Regions from separate parts of the Homo sapiens genome. Here region 1 is linked to region 2. The links are chromatin contacts, found by Hi-C or POLR2A ChIA-PET in ENCODE. All regions are on one chromosome and are shown on one strand. Each heading gives the region's core, a stretch centred on a gene start or an enhancer-like site at or near the end of the contact. The rest is flanking DNA. Distances are from core to core; before and after follow the strand shown.

Region 1 (5,720 bases), core at 2,115-4,614, 480 kb after region 2:
CTTTAGCTCTAATTAAATATTTAGTCCTTCAAAGACCTAGAAAAAGTGAAAAAGGTTGAAGTTGATACATATTTTTTTTTCTAAAAGGCCTAAAAGATCTACTAGAAACAACTATTTTAAATCACATCTCTCCCCAAATGGTTAAAAATCGAACTATTAATCCAGTAGTTTACCTTTGGTACCTTCTAGGTGTAAGACCGTTTGGGCTGGGCGCGGTGGCTCACGCCTGTAATCCCAGCACTCTGGGAGGCCAAGGCAGGTGGATCACAAGGTCAGGAGATCGGGACCACCATGGCTAACACGGTGAAACCCCGTCTCTACTAAAAATATAAAAAATTAGCCAGGCGTGGTGGCAGGCGCCTGTAGTCCCAGCTACTCGGGAGGCTGAGGCAGGAGAATGGCGTGAACCTGGGAGGCAGAGCTTGCAGTGAGCCAAGATTGCGCCACTGTACTCCAGCCTGGGAGACAGAGCGAGACTCCGTCTCAAAAAAAAAAAAAAAAAAAAAAAGGCCGTTTTAAAAAACATCATCATCATAACCACGATCAACATTATTGCCATCATCATTGCTAATATTTATTAGAAGTTTACTCTGTACTGGGTTATATGCTTTACAAACAAGAGTTTTATTTGCTCCTTACAACAACCCTATGAGGTAGATGCTGTTATTATCTCCATTCTGTCTAAAGCTTAATAAGGTTAAGTAACTTGACCAATGCCTAACTAGTAGCTGCCAGATCCCGGAATTGAAACCAGGCTAACTTAGTTTAAAGCCCTTGCTCCCAACTTTTATGTTCCCGAAGCCCACTTAATTCATTTAAATTTGGTATAAATTGACTTTAATTATGGCCTTTTTGTTAGAATCCATTATAGTCTTCTCTTTTATCAACAAATGTTGGATAAAGTATGCATTCAGGGAGGCTGGGCATGGTGGCTCACACCTGTAATCCAAGGAGGCTGGGCATGGTGGTTCACACCTGTAATCCCAGCACTTTGGGAGGCCGAGGCAGGCGGATCATAAGGTCAGGAGTTCGAGACCAGCCTGGCCAACATGGTGAAACTCCGTCTCTACTAAAAATACAAAAATTAGCTGGGCATGGTGGCGGGCGCTTGTAATCCCAGCTACTTGGGAGGCTGAGGCAGGAGAACCAATTGTTTGAACCCGGGAGATGGAGGTTGCAGTGAGCCGAGATAGTGCCATTGCACTCTAGCCTGGGTAACAGGGCGAGATTCCGTCTCAAAAAAAAAAAAAAAAAGGGCATTCAAGGAATAGGAAGACAAAGTATAATGGAAAAGTAAATGAACAAAAAGGATTTAAAAAAACAAATCCCAACTGTCAGATTAGTGGACAGTGAACCAATGCTCTGAGTTTGTTCATCAATCTGTGGTAGAACTACAATTGTTTCCTAAAGAGTGGAAAGGCTTTGAATAAAAGTGGAGAGGTAGAGAGGGCTCTCCCAGGACAGGTTGATTGCTTCCGCAAAGGCAAAGGGTCTGTAAAGTGCTAGGCGAGTGGGAACAAGTGGGAATAGTTCTGTTTGACTACATTTGAGGGTTTGAGAAAGGAAAGGGAGGGTAGAAGGGATGGAAGTGGGAATCACATATGTTTAATGATGTCTTGTTCGGTGCCAAGGACAGTTTTAGACCCTGATAAGCGGAAAGCTTTGAATACTCAGGAGGTGAATTTGGGTCATTTCATCTCCTCTCTTAGCTGCTGTATGACCCTGTGCCATCCTATTTATGTTTCATTTTCCTATCTGCAAAAAGGGAGTAATTCTTGTTCCCTTGGGTTTTCTCCTAGTCATAAAAAATGAATGAGTTCGGCCACAGTACACAAACAAAAGGAAAATATGTAATATTTTGTAGGATAAATTCATAAAAGTTGTGGAGGATCTGGGCACTTTTATAAAGCAAGCACTGTAGAAAACTTTCAAAGGAAACATTTAAATTCACTAATGACAGCTATAGGGATCCTGATTTTTCCTTTAAATGGCAGGCACTTCAAAAAATTAAAATAGAATGTAGTTAGCTTTCAATTACTTAGGCCACTGACAATTCAATTTATGGATTATATAGTATTTTAATTTACTCATTTCACACGTCGTTATCAACTCTACATGAAGTTTAAAAGGACAAAGGATGCAAGTGGAATTGGTCAGTGTTCCGGGTTATTTCCAAGGGAGGCAGAGGGTGGGGGGTTTCCTTTGAGACAAGACTTGGGGTTGGCCAATAATTGCTGGTATTGCCTGCCTGGTAATAACAGGCTGATGAAAAGGTGACTACAACGTGAAAACTGGTTAAATCAAGCGCACCCTCCCACCCTCGTTTTAGATGAGGAATTTTCCGCCCTCACAGAAGGGGCTGAGGCAGCATCTGGCATCACAACACTAACATTTGCTTCGTGATTTCCTCTTTACCCGGCCCTTTGACACACATCCCTTCCCAGAAATCAGGATTCGCTGGTGCTTTTGCATTTCTAAAATGGGAATCCCGTGGCTGAGCTTTTAGCCGGCCGGAACGACTGAGGGCTGCATCCCTTTCCCGCAGGAGCGGGGCTCCCGCCTCCAGTTCTGTTCCAGGCCTGACTCCTCCACTCCCTCCGTGACTCATGTCCTGCGGATCCTTCGCCCCCGACGCGCCCCCCAACACACAAACCCCCAGAATCCGCCCCCAGCCTACAGCGCGACGTCAGCCCGCCCCAGCCGACTTGGAGGTCTCGGGTCTGAGTCACACAGAAAGACCACCCTCGTCGGCATCCCCACACACAGTCCGACACCCGGCGCGCCGGCCTCCCCGCCTGACACACTAACGCCCGTCGTCTCCGCGCAACTTGTTATGCTCCGGCTCGAGCCCTTGACCCAAAACCCTCAGCGAAACGGAGAGCCGCAGAGCCGGCCTCGGGCGGCCTTTGATGGCTTTGTTATTGTTTGGGTTTGAATCGATACGCCCCTCCCCATCCTTCCTCCCTCGCGGCCCTACACCCAGCTCCCGCCTCCCCTCACGCCCCGCGCCCCTCCCCCTCCATTTTGGCGCCTTTTCCTTCCCGCCACGTCGTGGCGGCGTAGAGACCATTCTGACCGCGAGAGCTGGGCGGGGCGGGGGCGGGGCGCGCCGAGTTATGCAGATCAATCGGCCTCTGGTTGGCTGGAGTAGCGCTGGCAGGGGCGGGGCCGGGGCGCGGCCACAGAGCGCGCGGGGCGGGGGCCGAGGGGAGTCGCCCAGTCCCGCCGCTTCCCCACCCCCTCTCCTCCCTCGGCCGGCCCGGCAGCCCTGCTCCCCGCCTTGGCCTCCCGGAGAGGCCCCGCCCCGTCCCCGCCCGCCGCGCCCTCCCCGCGCGCCCTCCCCGCCGGCGCGCTCCTCCCCTTTACTCCTGGCTGCGGGGCGAGCCGGGCGTCTGCTGCAGCGGCCGCGGTGGCTGAGGAGGCCCGAGAGGAGTCGGTGGCAGCGGCGGCGGCGGGACCGGCAGCAGCAGCAGCAGCAGCAGCAGCAGCAACCACTAGCCTCCTGCCCCGCGGCGCTGCCGCACGAGCCCCACGAGCCGCTCACCCCGCCGTTCTCAGCGCTGCCCGACCCCGCTGGCGCGCCCTCCCGCCGCCAGTCCCGGCAGCGCCCTCAGTTGTCCTCCGACTCGCCCTCGGCCTTCCGCGCCAGCCGCAGCCACAGCCGCAACGCCACCCGCAGCCACAGCCACAGCCACAGCCCCAGGCATAGCCTTCGGCACAGCCCCGGCTCCGGCTCCTGCGGCAGCTCCTCTGGGCACCGTCCCTGCGCCGACATCCTGGAGGTTGGGATGCTCTTGTCCAAAATCAACTCGCTTGCCCACCTGCGCGCCGCGCCCTGCAACGACCTGCACGCCACCAAGCTGGCGCCCGGTGAGAGCACCCCCCGCCTCCGGCCCGGGGATGCGGGGCGGCGGCGGGATCTCCTGGGTGGGGAGCTGGCGGCTCGCGGGCCGGCACTGAGTCCCCGTGCTTCCCCCTTTCCTAGGCAAGGAGAAGGAGCCCCTGGAGTCGCAGTACCAGGTGGGCCCGCTACTGGGCAGCGGCGGCTTCGGCTCGGTCTACTCAGGCATCCGCGTCTCCGACAACTTGCCGGTGAGTGGGCGCCCCGCGGTGGGGAGGGCGCGCCGGGCGGGGGGCGCACGGGCGTGCTTTAGCCCGGACGAGGGAACCTGACGGAGACCCTGGGCTTCCAGGTGGCCATCAAACACGTGGAGAAGGACCGGATTTCCGACTGGGGAGAGCTGGTGAGTGCCCTGCAGGAGCGACCCCCAGGATGAGTGGGTGGGGTGAGGGGCGCCCCCGACTCCCGCCCTAACGCGGCCCCCTCGCCCCTGCAGCCTAATGGCACTCGAGTGCCCATGGAAGTGGTCCTGCTGAAGAAGGTGAGCTCGGGTTTCTCCGGCGTCATTAGGCTCCTGGACTGGTTCGAGAGGCCCGACAGTTTCGTCCTGATCCTGGAGAGGCCCGAGCCGGTGCAAGATCTCTTCGACTTCATCACGGAAAGGGGAGCCCTGCAAGAGGAGCTGGCCCGCAGCTTCTTCTGGCAGGTGCTGGAGGCCGTGCGGCACTGCCACAACTGCGGGGTGCTCCACCGCGACATCAAGGACGAAAACATCCTTATCGACCTCAATCGCGGCGAGCTCAAGCTCATCGACTTCGGGTCGGGGGCGCTGCTCAAGGACACCGTCTACACGGACTTCGATGGTGAGCCAGGCCCGGGAGGGAGCTGCCCAGGTGACTCGGCCCGGCCCGGCCCAGTCCGGAGGCCTCGGCCAGTCTCCCGCGCCAGCCTTTTGTAAAGGTCATTGGGCCGCCTGGCTCGATGCTAGCCGGGGTGGGACGCAGGAGAGCCTCCCAGCGTAGTAAAGCCGGGGATTTTCAGCCAGCTGAACCTGTAATGTTTCTGGCATGATTTTATTCTTCAAGTGGAATTCAGTTAGTTCCAGGCTTTCCCGATGAATAAGAGGTTGTGGGCAACCGGCGGTAGCCCAGATTTTTCTAAAGTCTGACCCAGTTTCCCCGCCAGTAAAAGGATGGGGGCGGGGGAAGAGGTGGAAATTGATGCCGGTTTTGTAATTTTTGTTTTATTTTATAAGGGAGTTAGTTTTCTGTATGGTAGTTTTAGAGCTGCAGTTCTTAACTCCTTTCTGATCTAGGGAAGGTTAAGGAATAGGAACTATATTATTACTGGTGGCTTTTTTTTTTCTTTAGTGTTAAGGGGAGAGAGAGTCAGGAATGAATGTTGTGAAATAAGATCTGTCGCTGGTTTGAAAATTAGTTGGGTGTCTCCGCAGAGAGGATGAAAACCTATCCTAGGGAGGGGCTTGGAGCGGGTTCTTTCAGAAAAGAAGGAATGGAGAGCCTGAGATCAAAGCTGCGGAGGGTGGGTCATCATCTGAGCGGCTTAACCTAACAAACGACAGCCTTTCAAAACTTGTGACTCGGGCTTGTGGTTTATGTTTATTTGCCCTTGGAGGACGCTGGGTTGGGCTGCATTTTTTGTATTTAACAGTTAATGGCTGGCCGGGTCCTCCCATGTTTTTTCTTTCAAGTCTTTGCTGCCCCCTGGTGAGCACCAGCGGCATGGCCCCTCCTTTTTCTTTTACTACCCAAAGTTTGTAAACAGGAATCACGTGGTCTGAAACCAACCCTGCAGCTCTGTCTACCTTTCCAGTCTAGGGAGGAAAGGGTGTGGGTGTCTGCTCCTGCTTGCATCGGGT
Region 2 (5,461 bases), core at 606-3,105:
CCTTCTAATCCGTCATTAGTACTCTTCCAAGGCTGTTTCAGCATTGCCACCTCACTGTCAGCCATCACTGTGTCTAAACCTTAAGGACCAATTCAGCAGTGTGTTAAGACCAGTTCCAGTGGTCTCGCCAGGATGTTAAATTCTGAGTCAAAGGAAGGGTCCCTCCATAAAACCCTCTTTATCTAGCTTTGTATTCCTCAGCTCCTCCCAGCCCCAGTCCCACATCCTCAAGATCTCCTCCTATATGTGTTTTCCTGTTCCTACTAATATTTGTCAGCCAGACCTGTAGCTTTTTTTTGTGAATAAGCTATTTCCTCCAGCAATGGGGACTATATACTTTCCTGCTTGGGCAATGGTAAGACCTGACCCTAATTACTGGTCTAGAGCAGGGGTAGGCAAACCATAGTTCCATGCACCAGCTGCCTGTTTTTGTATAGAAAGTTTTATTGGAATGCACGCACACTTATTTGTTTACCTGTTGCCCATGGTTGTTTTTGCACTGTCGTTTTAAGTGCAAAAGTAGAATCGAATAGTTGCAACAGAGACCACATGGCCTGCATATCTAAAATATTTACTCTCTTGCCCTTTAAGAAAATGTTTTTTGACCCTGGTCTAGAGGCAGTGAGGAAAGGAGGGAAGGATCTTTAGGAAGATAAGCATCACCTTGTGAGACATCCACCTCAGGTGAGTCATTAGTGTGGTCTTCAGGTTATGGGTGATTGTTCTCTAGTAACGGAAGGAGCCCTTCTGCAGGCCTAGAAGGCTCAAGGAAGCTGAGGGTACAAGCTTCTCAAGTGCGTCTATCCAAATATCTCCATTCAGGTCCTAATGCCCCATTCTTTCCCTATCAGAATTCTGACCCTAGGGTAGTAGGTCTGCTGAGGCTGTGCCTTTAGTCTCTCTTGAAGCTTCACCCCTTTTACAATCAGATCCTGGGCCTGATTTTCAGCACAGCCTACTCTTGGGCCATGAGAGATAAGTGTCATTTAGAATGCTGTTATGGAGTTCTGTCTTCACAACATACCCTGAGTTTTCTTCAAGGTTTCTAGGGCAATTAACAAAAGCCAACCAACCCCATAATCCTTATCATTACTATTGCCCTGTATCTTTCAAGTATTAGACTTACAGTGTAAGTCAGTGTTGCCCCTGAAATTTTACCTGTGCCTCATCCCAATCCACTACACACATTGTGGACACTGTGATGCTGTAGTCTGCCAAGAGTTATCACCACCTTACTCACTACCAGCATTTGGGTCCGCGTTGTCACTTCACTGGTGAGGGATCTGTTTTCAGAAGCCCATCCTGCTTCTGCCATTTCTGGTAACTGTCTTAGTCACCCCCAACCCCCACTCCCCAAACAACTTGAGACAAGGACTTGTGTGCAGGTGGAATGCCTGGGAGGTAGTCCCTGGAGGCACAGCAGGAAAGTAGAGAATGTGAGAAAGAAAAGGAGAAGGCCAATAAAGGTGTCAGTGAACAAGTTCCACTGTGTGCAACTGGGGCTTAAACCTGCTAGGGAGCCTCAAGGAAACCGTGTGGAACACACCCTACAATTTTCTCTCTGGAGTACTCACCTGGCTATCTAGGCTACTTATCTAAGGACACTGTCCATCACTGATAGGGCTGCCTCTAGGGCCTAGTCCAGATTGCTCCTCATGGGGTGGAAGAAATTCCTGTAATGGTGAAGAAAACCAGAGGGATGAAGACATTTGAGGTGGGAAATCATTAGCCTGCCAGGAACTATCTACCAAAGGTTTAGGTGAACACAGATATGGGCCAGATAGTGCCTGAGCTCACGCCCCTAGGAAGTGGTGAGGGGCCAGGATGTCCACGCTGATGACTCCAGATCACACTGCCTGCTCAATACACCAGAAAGGGGAAGTGCCTCACCCAGGGCCACTGCTGCCGTGACAATTCTAAGAGGAGGCTTGCAGGGACCCACCTCTTTCTGTGCACCTCCTCAGTCTTTGATGTAACTTAGGTTTTCTCAATCTTATGTAAAATGCTACCCAAATGCAGCTTTGAAGCAAGCTCCCTGACCCTGGTTTTCTGTGGGATTGCCCACCTGCCTAAGCTCCTTGAGCTATTTTGGAGTCAGTAGCTGGAGGCAGGGAGGCTCAGGTCCTAGCTTGCACATCAGCTCACACTGCAGGGCCCTAGAATGGAGAGTTTGTTGCTTCAGGATTTAACAAGCTGTGAAGAGCTTTCAAGCATCTGTAAGGAATTAAAAATTAGTGAGTGTGAAAACTTTCCTAATTGTAAAACAGTTTCACTGCCCTTGATCCTTGTCCATTGATTCTATTTTTGCAAAACCTAGTTCCGAGCACAGTGTTTTTAAGTTCAGCAACATCGTATTTTTCAGTTAGCTCCATCGTTTCCAAACGTGCCTGGATCTAATTTTTCTCCTAGCGCTTGGTGTGTCCTGGCAGGTTTTTTCCCTGGGGCTGGTGCCAAGGACAAGGCCAGGCTGAGCTCTCAGCACCCGCAGGACTCCTTGGCACTCCGGCTCCACCCGCGAGGGTGTGACCACTCTTGCCTTCCCCATGTCCCTTTTATTTCCATGGTGGGGAGCAGGGCCGGTGAGGGTTGGGGGGCAAATAAACTGAGGATGCCTTGAGATCCTGAGGGCTGGGCCTTAAAAATCCAACCCCACTCTGTTCTCAGAGGAGTGGAGAGAGTCCTTTGCTGCAAAGAAGGTCCTGGACTTGTTGCATTTGCCCAGATAGAGCAGCAAGCCCCGCTGGCCCTATTTTCAGTACATATCCCGAGTCCAGCCACCTTTCATCACCTCCACCACTGCCCTCCGCGGCCAAGCCACTGCCTCTTGTCTGGATTATGTTAACTCCTCATGGGTCTCCCTGCTGCTGCTTTTGCCTAGTACAGCCTCTTCTCCAGAATGAAAGCAGCGGGGGGATCCCTTTCAAACCTAAGTCGGTTCATGTCGCCCTCCAAATGGGCCCATATGGTCTCCGGGTCCTGCCTGTTTCCTCTGTCTCCATCTCCGCCCATCCTTCCCTCTCCCGCGTGCTCCCACCATGGAGCTCTCCTCGTTGTTTCTCTTGCACACAAAGCGTGCTCCTGCCTCGGGGCCTCGGCACTCACCGTTCCCTCCCCCTCGAACCTCTTCTTCCAGATCTTCTTTCTCACATGTCCTTTCCAACATCACCTCCTCAGGCCTCCCCTGAGCACCTCATCTAAAATACACCTCACACCACCATTCTAGCCCTTCAGTCTACTTTGCTTTTCTTCAAAACAATTACCACTGTTTGGCATTATATTACATATGGCTTTTTTTACCCTACATTTTTCTACATTTTCATATTCTATATTTTCTATATTTTGTATTTCGTAGCACAGTGTCCAGCACCTAGAAGTGCTTAATAAACATTTGTTGAATAAATAAGCCGGGTGCGGTGGCTAGTGCCTGTAATCCCAGCACTTTGGGAGGCCGAGGCAGGTGGATCACTTGAGTCCAGGAGTTCCAGACCAGCCTGGACAACATGGTGAAACCCCTATCTCTACGAAAAATACAATAATTAGCTGGGTGTGTTGGTGCATGCCTATAATCCCAGCTACTTGGGAGGCTGAGGTGTAAGGATCTCTTAAGCCCGGGAGGCTGTAGTGAGCTATGATTGTGCCATTGCACTCCAGCCTAAGCAACAGAGTGAGGCCCTGTCTCAAAAATAATAATAATAATAAATAAATGAGTACCTTATTTAGTTCAATAAAGCCTCAGAAACTCTCTGAGTATCAATTTCCTCAGATAGTTGGTTGTGAGAATATTCATTTATTTAGAAATTAAATTTAATAATTTTTAAAACTTTTTGTTTTGAAATAATCTTATACATCCAGAGAAGTTGCAAATATAGTAAAATAATCCCCATATACCCTTTACCATTGTTCCTAAATGTTAACATTTTACCATGTTTCCTTCATCAGTCTCTCTTTGTATATGTACATACTATTGTTAAGTTTCTTTTTGAATAGGTAATGTATACAGATAGTACACAACATAAAATACATTAAAAGTAAACAGTGAAACATAAATCTGCCCCCTCCTCCATCCCAACACTTCTATCCAGCCCAAATCTGACTAGTTTCTTGTATATCCTGTCAGAAATGTTCTATGCATTTACAATCATATATGAATGTGTGTGCTTATCTATTTTTTTCTTTTTTTGAGACAGGGCCTCATTCTGCCGCCCAGGCTGGAGTGCAGTGGTACAATCACGGCTCACTGCAGCCTTGACCTCCAGGGCTCAGGCGATCCTCCCACCTTAGCTTCCCGAGTAGCTGGTACTACAGACATGCGCCACCACGCCTGGCTAATTTTGTTTATTTTTTATAGAGACAAGGTTTCACCTTGTTGCCCAGGCTGGTCTTTAACTCCTGGGCTCAAGCAATCTGCCTGTCTCAGCCTCCAAAAGTGCTAGGATTACAGGTGTGAGCCACCTCACCTGGCCTGTATTAGTCCATTTTCACACTGCTATAGAGAAATACCGGAAACTGGGTAATTTACAAAGGAAAGAGATTTAATTGACTCACAGTTCCATATGGCTGGGGAGGCCTCAGGAGACTTACAATCATGGCGGAAGGTGAGGGGAAGCAAGGACCTTCTTCACATGGCAGCAGGGGAGGAAAGTATATAAGCACAGGAAAAACTGCCATTTATAAAACCATCAGCTCTCTTGAGAATTCACTCACTGTTACGAGAACAGCATGGGGGAAACTGCCCCCATAATCCAATCACTTCCTTCCTTTGACACATAGGGAGTATAATTCAAGATGAGATTTGGGTGAGGACATAAAACTTAACTATATCACGGCCCTTATCTATTGCATATATTTCATACACACACATACACTTTTTTCTTCATAAAAAGCACACTATCCTCACTGTTCTGCACCTTACTTTTTTCATATGACACAATATCTTGAAGGTCATTCCATATCACTCCACCTGGATCTTTCTCATTTTCTTCACGGTGCAGAGTATGCCAATGTTCGGATGTATCAGAGCTCATTTAACCAGCTCCCTACTGATGGAAATTTAGATCATTTCCAATCCTTTGCTACCACAGACAATACTGTAATGAGTATCCTTCCATACTGTCATATTGTATATCATCTGTGGAATCAATGACTGAAAGTGAAATTGCTGGGTAGAAAGATTTTTGCATTTTAAATGTTGACAGATATTATACACTTCTTTTCATAAAAGTTGTACCAGTTTATATTCCTGCCAATAATGTGTGAATGTGTTTCCTACATCCTTTATGACATAATATATCACTTTTTGGATCTTACTAATTGAATAGCTGAAAATGATGTCTCGGTGTAGTTTTATTTTTTATTTTTACCCTCATCTTCTTTGTGATGGTACGTAGTTTTATCTTTTATTTCTCTTATTATATTTTTATAAACAGAAATGTTTACTTTTATAAATATTTTTCATATGTTT

What was found. A loop is a pair of places that touch in the nucleus more often than their neighbours do. ChIA-PET counts read pairs that join two places held with the same protein, here RNA polymerase II (POLR2A). Pooled maps may share reads with other maps.
Region 1: a map of B cell shows a loop between it and region 2 (2.3-fold over the local background). The contact joins the promoter of PIM1 here to the enhancer-like site in region 2. A Hi-C loop is called at or near these places in 1 of 168 maps with a recorded cell type or tissue (B cell), 4 of 37 single-sample maps with no recorded cell type and 10 of 50 pooled maps. POLR2A ChIA-PET finds 5 or more read pairs at or near these places in 3 of 52 experiments (GM12878, RWPE1 and activated T-cell).

The regions. Positions count from the first base shown.
Region 1 is chr6:37,166,788-37,172,507 of GRCh38, forward strand. It overlaps PIM1 (Pim-1 proto-oncogene, serine/threonine kinase), which reads left to right and starts at 3,365. Exons shown (of 6, transcript NM_002648.4): 1 at 3,365-3,870; 2 at 3,986-4,092; 3 at 4,194-4,244; 4 at 4,338-4,704. The coding sequence starts at 3,789. RefSeq lists enhancers at 2,610-3,208, 5,130-5,720 and silencers at 2,834-3,613, 3,874-4,193, 5,383-5,482.
Region 2 is chr6:36,690,541-36,696,001 of GRCh38, forward strand. No RefSeq gene overlaps it. Among named protein-coding and RNA genes, the nearest start is that of RAB44, 4.6 kb to the right of the region's middle. Within about 2 kb of position 1,856, at least 8 of the 41 ENCODE cell types and tissues checked have a DNase peak (open chromatin) inside an H3K27ac peak, as active enhancers do; they include B cell, where a contact is called at or near this core.